2 separate regions of the Homo sapiens genome follow, and region 1 is linked to region 2. The links are chromatin loops, found by intact Hi-C in ENCODE. Cell type or tissue: endothelial cell of umbilical vein. All regions are shown on one strand. Each heading gives the region's core, and the rest is flanking DNA. Links, peaks and the distances in the headings are about the cores only.

What was found. A loop is a pair of places that touch in the nucleus more often than their neighbours do. Peaks named below come from ENCODE experiments on the same cell type or tissue, not always from the same donor. Only the 100,000 strongest peaks of a DNase experiment are listed, where the experiment ranks them.
Region 1: it touches region 2 in a loop (4-fold over the local background); 1 of 110 quality-filtered maps calls a loop at or near these places.

The regions. Positions count from the first base shown.
Region 1 is chr20:10,596,668-10,602,052 of GRCh38, reverse strand. It overlaps SLX4IP (SLX4 interacting protein), which reads right to left. Exons shown (of 8, transcript NM_001009608.3): 5 at 3,301-3,378; 6 at 234-322. Among named protein-coding and RNA genes, the nearest start is that of MIR6870, 50 kb to the left of the region's middle. RefSeq lists an enhancer at 2,841-4,040. In endothelial cell of umbilical vein, for the core only: no CTCF peak of the experiment used is centred there; DNase peaks (open chromatin) are centred at 3,052 and 5,142; H3K27ac peaks cover 1,246 bases.
Region 2 is chr20:10,351,132-10,356,516 of GRCh38, reverse strand. No RefSeq gene overlaps it. Among named protein-coding and RNA genes, the nearest start is that of MKKS, 80 kb to the left of the region's middle. In endothelial cell of umbilical vein, for the core only: no CTCF peak of the experiment used is centred there; DNase peaks (open chromatin) are centred at 2,896, 3,916 and 4,756; H3K27ac peaks cover 3,414 bases.

The sequences.
Region 1 (5,385 bases), core at 234-5,233, 250 kb before region 2:
ACAGTTGATATGGAAAAGGTACTGCTGATTAAAATGGTCTTGAGGAAAAGAAGAACAATACACGAATTAGTTGATATTACCACGTAAAACAGGTAGGGCTTCTTGTTCCCTTAAAACATGCGTTGGGTGCTCATCAGCTGAATGACAACAGCAGACAATTCTTGTTTTCTATTTTTTACAGTAACTCAGCATTTAAGCAGACTTATTTGTTTATAGAATTTTTTCATACTCACCAAATCTTCATTCTGACTTGCTAAAAGATCACGACTGAATGCAAGCTGACTGACACAAACCACAAATCTGTCAGGGAATACACAGAGTTCTGTATAAAATGAAGAAAAACAAGTTTAAAGGTGTCAAAAAACTATAAACACAGAATGGTTGTTCCAGATTTTTGTTCATTTTAAGTTACTGCAATATGCACATCCATATAAAACATACGTCTCTTCTCTCCTCCCATCCTTTCGGTGTTTGCCGTCAATAGGGCAGGGTGAGCGCAAAGCTCTAGGGAGAGCTGATGAGGCTGCAAATTGGTCCACCTGCGCCCCGGGACCATTACATTACAGGAAACCCCCAGGCAGAACCTCTGTAGCCTCCCCTCTGTGTCAGTCAGCTGTTTTCTGATTAGAACTCCTATTTAGAAAATAGGATCAATGTTTTCAAAATGAGCATGTAACACTTTAGAGGAAGAGGAAGAATATTAGATAAAATCTAAAAATGTGACCTATCAATGTTTTTCCTAGTTACTTTACTTATCATCTCCTTGGTTAGCTAGTCTTAGAGAGCTCCCCGACCCTGGAGGGCAAACTACTAATCTGAAGCAGGCTGGGAAAACAGCAGCTTTTCTTAGGAATTAATGATCCAACTATTAAGAAAATGGTTAAATATACAATAAAGATGGTAAAATTACACCATACTCATAGTAATCTATTATTGCTGCTTCTTAAAACAAAACCATTGACTTCTCATTGGGAAAGACTGAATAAATCACTGAACTGGACTCCTCGGCATTCAATGAAAGGAAGGCAAGATGGTAATGACATCTGGATCTTTCCTTTTCTCATCTGTCTGTCCATCCATCCATTTGTTCGCCAGCCTCCAGCTACCCAGGCATGATGTCTGGAGTGATGCTAAGCTGATGCCAACAGGGTATGTTCCAGGCGGGTGGGGAGGGGGCTCTTCTCCCTTTTTCCTACTTGGTTGTACTGCTTGAATATTTTTATGATATACATGTCTGATATTTGTGATAGAAATTAAGTCATTTTTCTAACAGAGAAAGCTTCCCTCTTACATGAGACCAATTTCTTTTTAAAGATGGATATTATGAATCAGGTGAGTAAAGCCTTTTAGGTACACTGCACATGATGGCAATGACTGAGGTAATAAGGTATCTCAATTTGATGCACCGCTTGGAAGCCAAGCAAGAAGGTGTCAATTACATGGACACAGAATTTAAACAAGTTAACACCTTACACTACTAGACTAGCTTAAATGATCCCAAGAGGCCCAATGAGTTGTTGTTCCAGTAACAGCTCTCTCCTTATCCCATCAACCACTGCTGTCTCCTTGGCAGTCACTCTCCCTATTCCAAGTTATCCTATTCAGAACAGCAGGTTAACAGTTCTAAAAAAAGAGCTCCACTCATCCTGCTCAAAAACCTACCATGGCTCCCCAGTGCCCAATATTCAAAGCCCTCCATGATTAGGGATTAACCTGTTGTTCTGGTCTCACTCCCAATTAGCCTTCCTCATGAGGAAAGCCCCCATTTCAGGTGGGGGCCTGGGTTTTTTTCAACTTTGACCCCATGTGGGCATATGATATCTGGCTAGGTGACTAGAGGTGGATTTTGAAAAGCCAGAAGAACAAAATTAGCAAAGCAATTAATATTTATTCATTAGTTCTTAAAAGATCTTATTGCGATAAATGGTATATAGCCTTTTTATCATTTTATGGGAGGGAAACTGAGCCACAGAATTCATTATTTTTCCACCTCCCCCCCCTAAAAAAATCATAAAATTGAAATACAACAGTTCATTAGTGGATCAGAACTGGAATTCAAAATTATCAGTTCTATCAAATAATTCCTCGGTATTTGCATTTGTTCCTCTGAAAAGTAACAATGTTCGAATGGCAGATTTTAAACATTTTGGTGCTGCCAGGTATTAACAGAAAGCAACTTCTGTACCCTTTTGCTCTGTTTAGGTCATTATTGAGAGTTGTACTATTTTAATATTTAATTAAATATTTAGGCAATGATAGTCCTTACCATAAAGGGCACAAGTGCAAGGTTAGCTGACTTATTTTACTAGAGAGTTGAACAAAGTGGAAGGACCTGTTAAGAAAGCAGTATATCTAAGGCTGGGCATGCTGGCTCATGCCTGTAATCCCAGCACCTTAGGAGGCCAAGGCGGGAGTACAGCTTGACCCCAGGAGTTTGAGACCAGCTGCAACATAGTGAGACCCCTTCTCTACCAAAAATTACAAAAAAAAAAAAAGCCAGGCATGGTGGCACACACCTGTGGTCCCAGCTACTTAGGAGGCTGCAGTGAGCCATGATTGCACCACTGTACTCCAGCCTGAGTGACAGAGTGAGAACTTGTCTCAAAAACAAACAAATAACAGCAAAAAAGAGAATAACATATTCGAGCAGAGTTTACAGTTAAGAAAATGCAGATAATCATGAAGATTCCACAGCAAGCCTCTATATGTTAATTTTTTAAAGTTCCTATATCATATCTTATATATATACTGAAATTGTCCATGGAAGGTGAACTAAATTTTCTTTCCAGTGCTCAGATCAACCTGGAGAATGATCATTAGCTTCTGACTTTACTGTTGCTGGCTGGACAAGTTTGAAATCATATCCTTAGTGGACATCTAGACTTGGGGAAGTGATGGGGGAAAGTGGCCTCATCACACACCTAGGGAAAGCTCTGAGAGCTCAGGGCTGGGAAAGAGCTTTCTTGTGTACACACCTGCTCCATATGCCAGGGCTTTGGTGTGCACAGACAATACTGAAGTGATTCATAGTTCAACTGTGTTGAGTCACTCTGAAAACTCAAAGAAAGTGCTGAGATGCATCAGGAAAGGAAAGCATGATGTGGCCCAGCTCACTGTTCTTAGAGAGGCAGTAAACACAGTACAAGGTGGGAGGAAAGAAATCGCAAACTTTCGGACACACTCAAGACATGAAGGCAATGAAGCAAGTGGGACTCTCCACTCCTTAATTTTCATCCCTTCTCTATCTAGGGCAAGCAGATTGTGTGAAATGTCTGACAAACCAAGAAATCGGCTTCTTACCAGCATTCTGTGTGCTCCTGATGCAGCGAAGGCGTATCCCTCTCTTGAGGAAATAGGCTGTGATTTGAAAGCCATAACCTGGAAAGTGAAAGGGAACATCACTAAGTTAAGTTTGTTTGCCGCTAAATCTCTGGAGTTCAGCCCAGTGCCTGCCATAAAAGACACATTCAATAGTTATTTAGCAAATGAAGCTGAGTGTGATGACTCACGCCTGTAATCCCAACAATTCGGGAGGCCGAGGCAGGCGGATCACTTGAGGTCAGGAGTTCGAGACCAGCCTGGCCAACATGGTGAAACCCTGTCTCTATTAAAAATACAAAAACTAGCCGGGTGAGGTGGCGGGCACCTGTAATCCCAGCTACTCAGGAGGCTGAGGCAGAAGAATCACTTGAACCTGGGAAGTGGAGGTTGTAGTGAGCTAAGATCACTGCACGCCAGCCTGAGTGACAGAGCGAGACTCTATCTAAAATAATAATAATTAGTAAATGAAAGAATAAAGGAATTAACAGAGGGCTTCTCTTGAGAGGCAAGGGTGAACATTACTATCTTGCCTCTTCCAGGAGGCCTGACTATGACGCTGGCATAGTCCCTAGTCCCTGAAGTCCCTCAGTTACTTCAACTGTAAAACGAAATAAATGAGGTCTAACGTACTTTCAGATGGGATAATTCAGTCGGAGCTTGCGAATAGATCTTAGCCACCTTCTCATACTCACTGCTTATTAGCTCATAAAAAGAAGCAGTTCATACCTATTTGAACATGGATGTATTTTGCCTGTAAATAAATTAATTCAAGTATGTCAAAATCTTCATATAGAATGAGATTAAAAGAAATATGACATGAGTAAAAAAATAATTTCTCCAACTCACCAGAGTGGCCTAAGTGAAAGAGACAGAGCATAAAGTGTTGGCAAGAATGCAGGACAACTGGAATTCTCATACGCTGCTGGCAGGAGTACAAATTGGTACAGCCACTTTGAAAAAAATGCTTGAGTATCTAAAGCTGAACTTAGGCATGAACATACAGTGTTCACAATAGCACTCTTCACAATAGTCTCAACCTGGAACCAATGCAAATATCCATCAACAGTAAATTTTTTAATGGGGATATAGTCACACACTGAAATACTATAGTGCCTCTAAAAATGAATGAGCTACAGTTATAGGTAGTAACAGAAATACATCTCACAAACATAATGTTACATGAAAGAAGCCTGATCCAGAAGAGTAAATGCCATCTGTGAAAATGGAGACACTATCATTCGTCTCATAGGGTGGCAACAGATTTTCAGATGATTCACAGAAAGTGCCAGCTTAATTCCTTCCTCTCTCCCTTTCTCTTCTCTTCTGGCTTCCCTCCAGGTATAAACTACTTTGTTGATGATTTTCCTGAAATCACAGTAAAACCGTTCCTGGTTATCGCAGTCAGCAGTCAAGTTATTTGGTAGAAGAATCAGAAGCAAAAGCTCCACCAGAGTGGGGTGAGGGTCCCCCTCTGTCAAACTGGAGTGGCCAAGAGTTGCAGGAAGTAATCTCTAGGACCATCAGATTCTCCAAAGTCCATGACTATGGTTGGTCTGAAATAACTTATATAAAGAATACAATTAAAGAAGTTTCCACTTTCATATTCAGTATCCTTCCGACACTCCTGTAGAAAGACCCAGGACATGAGTGACCACAGACTTGATGCTGTCTAAACAAGCGATGGCTCTGACAGAACAATTGCTTTAGTCATGCAGATTGTGCAAGAACAGTGACATCTATGAAAGGATAATCTCCGGATTTGCTGAGATAAAATAATTTTTTCCTAACACACTTGAAAATAGATTGCATTTCAGTCATGTGGCTTTCTTCTGCTTAAAATGTCAAACAAAATATACACACCACTGACATTACTCTGAGTGCTTTAAAACAAATACGTTATTTCTTAGGTCACTGAGAGAATGGAAGTCATTTCTACATCTGTTTATTTGTCCAACTGCTGAGGGAAGAAGTGGAATCCTTAACAATTGGTGACTCACAAACACATACAGCAAAATTTAAAAGTATTTTTCAAGTATTAATTTATAATGCAAGTCTTCCAAAGAA
Region 2 (5,385 bases), core at 319-5,318:
CAGCACTTTGGGAGGCTGAGGCAGAAGGATCACTTGAGCCTAGGAGTTTGAGCACAGCCTGGGCAACATAGTGAGACCTCATCTCTAAAAAACAAAAGTAAATAAATGCTGGTCCAACATTTTCAACTATTAAAAGCCTGAAACAAATTAGTTGACTAAGTGCCACGGATATAAATTAGTATTTTCATTCAATGAATTTCTTCATTCTTGTCTACATTCCCATTCAAGAACAGAATTTCTGGAGTAAAATTGAGACAAATACTTTTTCCTCCACTGTAGACTTCTTGGCTAGGCTTCATACATTTCTTTTTAACTCTTCAACCCAAGGGTCACACATGCTATGGAAATTACAGCAAATACTAATTGATTTTATTCCAAGTTCCTGAGGCTTCTTAGGCACTTATATTATTCTAAAAGAAATGCCCAGGATGGTCATGTGGCACTCTAGGGATGATGTGTACTTTGGGGTTAGGATAATCAGAGTACATTATTTTTCACCAAAACCAATTTGTTCAAGTTATTTGCTTTCCAAACTTCTATCTACAGTCCATTGCTTCTATGGTTCTATTTTATATTGATCACTCTTTTATACAGTGGAAGCATAAAAGACTATATAAACTACACATAGGTTCTATAAACCTTTGTGTTTCTGCTTTACAATGAAATGGCTATCACTAACTTGCAATCCAAAGGCCTTTCCAACAAACATTCAATAGTTCCTTTTTAGTGTTGTGAAATAAATGTAAATGAGTCAATTGGAAATTGGATGGAAATAAAAGAGGATCAAATATCTAGAATGACTAGTATATTATTATTAAGATATAGGCTTTTTCTCTTTTTTCCCTAATAACCACTCCTGTGATTTATTATGAGATGTTGCTGATTATGGTGCTGGTGGTCAGGAGATGATGACTCTGTGGATATTGCGATGTTGTGTTATATATAGTTTTAGCAATATCTCAAGGAGGTATTATTATCTTCATTTTGTTGAAAATGCAACTAAGGTGTAGTGTCCCATCTATCACCACATGCCTAGTAAGCAGTAGAGATGAGACTCAAATGCAAGTTTTCCATTAGAGTTGTTAGTAACACTGTCATCTGTACCAGGGCTGCCTCCGTTAGAATGGCACCCAACTATAGAACACTATGTTTACAATTTATGGCCAAGAAACCCTGTGTTGGCTTTATTTTTTCCTTCACAGATTCCCAGAATGTTATAAAATTCAATTCTTCACATAGCAGTTTGATACTTTGTATCCCTCCCCATGGAATCTGCCCACAAAAATTGTTATTGTTGATTCAGGCTTTCCATTGTCTGGGAAGAAGAGTTGTGCTTTATTAAATTAGAAATGAGAAAAGAACTATTGATCAAACAAAGCAAAATGAAACATTACTTGAAGGAGTGAAAAAAGTGTTGAGCTTTCTGAGAAATGAATTAAACCTCTTTGTTCAAGTCCTAAACACACCATATACAGGAAAAAAGCCTTAGCAAGCGTCATAGAAAATATTTATGGGACTTGGTGCAGTAGCTCATGCCGTAATCTCAGCACTTTGGTAGGCCAAAGTGGGAGGATTGCTTGAATCTAAGCTGGTTTGAAACCAGCCCAGTGAGACCTTGTCTCTATAAAATGAATTAAAAAAAAAAAAATAGTTGGGTGTGGTGGCATGAGCCTGCAGTCCCACCTACTCTGAAGGCTAAGTTGGGAGGATCGCTTGAGCCCAGAAAGTCAAGGCTTCAGTGAGCCAAGATGGCCGTCACTGCACCCCAGCCTGGGTGACAGAGCAAGACCTTGTCTCAAAAATAGTAAAAAACAAACCTCAAAAGAAAATGTTTAAACCCTTTAAAAAAGAGAGAAGAAAATATTCATCAACTAGATAGAAAAAATGTTAATTTATGAAATGCTCATATCATTGTGTTTTGCATCAAAGCACCTATATGCTTTGATTTTAAAAAGAGATATCACTATTAAAACTGTTTAATCTTTCTGGAGCTCAGTTTTCTCATCTGTAAAATAGGAACAATAAAGTCTATTCTTCTTATCTCTTGGTGTTGTAAAGGCTAAATGAAATGATTAGCCATTCCTATTGACTTTTGTGCTTTTCCCACTGCTCTCTATGGGTGCACTGGCTGTTGGAGTGGCTATAATCCTAAGGAGAGAAGAATAAGCCTGCCATTTCCCAGCTTCCTTCAGGTAGCAATACCAATAGAATATGCACTGCTGGCTGGGCACAGTGGCTCATGCCTGTAATCCCAGCACTTTAGGAGGCCGAGGAAGGCAGATCACGAGGTCAGGAATTCAAGACCAGCCTAGCCAATATGGTGAAACCCCATCTCTCCTAAAAATACAAAAATTAGCCGGGCATGGTGGCGAGTGCCTGTAGTCCCAGCTACTCAGGAGGCTGAGGCAGGAGAATCACTTGAACCCAGGAGGTGGAAGTTGCAGTGAGCCAAGATCATGCCACTGCACTTCAGCCTGGTTGACAGAGTGAGACTCCATCTCAAAAAAAAAAAAAAAAAAAAGGAATATGCACTACCATGTAGATATGCTACACTTGATTTATTATAGACTGACTTTGACCAAGGTCAGGGAGAGAAATCCACTCGGGCCCATAAACTCTCAAACAAACATTTAATTAAGTTCAATTTAACTCTATTATAAATAACTTTAGAATGTTTTCTCTCTACGTTATCTTTTGTAACCTCAATCCCAAGGTGGAACTAGAAAGACAACCACTAGCTCCACATGTAATTACTATTTACTTCCTTTGGATGTGTTTTTTCCCATTATCAGATGGGGAAGTTCAGGTCTTAACCAAGGAAGCCTAAGTGGGCTTGTGTTCAGGCTCTGTGGGACTCCCTACCCCACTGGGTCACATTCCAGCTGTGTTCTTGGCTCAGTTCACTTTTGTGGTTTCAAGAATGTAAATAATTTGCACTTTTACCCTCTTCTTTTTATCTATTTCTGCACAAGGTATTGGTGACCTGAATATATTTCCTTGAATTCATCGACTTCAAATATTCCATTTCTGTAACTGACCTCAATATGTTTTCCTCCTTTGAAACAATAAACTCGCTAACAGATCAACACAGTCTACTCATAGTGAAAAGATCATGAATAAACATGAGATTCTTTGGAATTTGGATATTGCTATTACTAGCTTTGTGTTGCTCGTTTTAAACCCAAAACACTAGTAAGGGTGAACTAATCGTCCCAGGACCACACGTTGTCTTTCCTGTCTTTAAATTTTTGCTCCCGTACTTCTGCTTCTTTCAATGTCCTCTTGCTGTCCTGACAAAGGTTTCAATCCAATCAACCTTGGTACTGAAACTTCCTGTAAACACTTTCTTAATTTCCCAAACCTGGAGTCATTATTCATTGGCATTTACTGTTTATAGAATTCATTTATTAATGTACTCAAGAGCTGCCTTGCAATAGTGCTTCACTTACTCTTTTACCCCTTATTTATCCTTCATTCTGCTTAGTGCCATGTTAATGTCATTTCTCCCTGCCTAGAATTTTAACTCCTCAAGTACAAGAACTGTTTATTGTACTTGTAGGTAATCCAACCTTCCTCAGTTCAATGCCTTAATTTAGACACCCTGAAAAAATAATTGTTTTTATTTTTTGTTTTAAGCATTGGTAGAATATAGTTGCTTCCCACATTTTGTCAAAGGAAGTTAACTTGAGCTGGTACTGCTTTAACTTATTTCTGAGATAGAATAGGAATGGGATGCAGCTCCTCCTTCACATATTTTTTTTTCTTTTTCTCTAGTTCCACTGATCACAAAACCCACACCACTCGCTGGTGATATGCCCACGAATCCCAAGGCTTTAGTCACACAAAGAAAACAGCCGTTCTTCCGCGCTTTCATAACATGTAACCATGCCTTTTACGTAAAGAATTCCAGAAACTGGCTTAGGAAATCTAAATATTGTGGACTGTCCCACCTTGGGAAGGAATGCTGAACAATTGATTTACAGCTTTGTTGCTGCCAGCCAGACCACCAGGTGGTCCATTACTCAAGATAAACATTGCAACCAGATATGCTAACTGAATAATCTACCCCTCACATGCTTTGCCCAACCCAGCCTGCATACCCTACACCTGATGTTAATTCCCGTGCTTTGCCTAATAAAAAAGCCCCAACCAGCTTTTTCAGGGAGTCCTTGTACCTCCACTGTCTTCCTTGAGCTTGAGCACAAGCTCCAAAATAAAAACCTTGACTGGGAAAACTACCTGGCCCCGTATTAATTTTTATTACATGGGAAACCAAAGAGCTTGTGATCTGTAACATTTCCAAATCTTCTGCTCTGAATTTTGTTTTTCTTGAGACGGAGTCTCACTCTGTCACCCAGGCTAGAGTACAGTGGCGCGATCTCGGCTCACTGCAACCTCTATCTCCCGGTTCAAGTGATTCTCCTATCTTAGCCCCCAAAGTAGCAGGGATTACAGGCACGCACCACCACACCCAGCTAATTTTTTGTATTTTTAGTAGAGACGGGATTTCACCATGTTGACCAGGCTGGTCTCAAACTCCTGACCTCAGGTGATCTGCCCGCCTAGGCCTCCCAAAGTACTGGGATTACAGGCATGAGCCACTGTGCCTGGCCTGAAAATTCTTTTTTTTAAATTAAGATTTACTTTTTTAATTCAAAAGTTAACACAGCAGAGGTGTTTGTTCCAGGGGTGGTTGTGATGATTGTGGTCTATGACACAGCTTCCACACCTCGAGAATAACAATCGTCAGTGTTCAGTGAGCACTCCCTATGTGTTGTACTGTGAATAATCAAAACATGTATTTAGGCTACTTGGGAGGCTGAGGTAGGAGAATCACTTGAACCCGGGAGGCGGAGGTTGCAGTGAGCCAATATCACGCCATTGCACTCCAGCCTGGGTGACAAGTTTTGAAACTCCGTCTCAAAAAAAAAAAAAAAGTATTTGGTCTTTGCCCCTGTTTCCTGCCACAGAGTTTCAGAAACTCTTGGAATTTCCTTAATGACAGGAGTGTCTTTTGTTATTCATAATGAGCCACTTTTGCTATATCCAAGTATATGCTAATAAGGTAACTTTTGGCAGAGCCCCTAGAGAGCTTCAGGATGGGGGGTGGCAGCTAGGAAAATCAACCATGTGGTGAGAGGGTTGGAACCTTCAGCCCCAGTCCCTGCCTGCTGAGGAGGGGAGGCCAGAAACTGAGGCTAATGTGGCTAATGACTGATTCAATCATGCCTACATAATAAAACTTCAATAAAAGCTCTGAATGATGAGGTGTGAACTGCTTCCCAGTTGGTGCACACATTGATGTACCAGGAGGGTGGCAGACCCTGGCTCCATGGGGACAGAAGCTCCTGTGCTCAAGACCCTTCCAGATCTTGCCATCATATG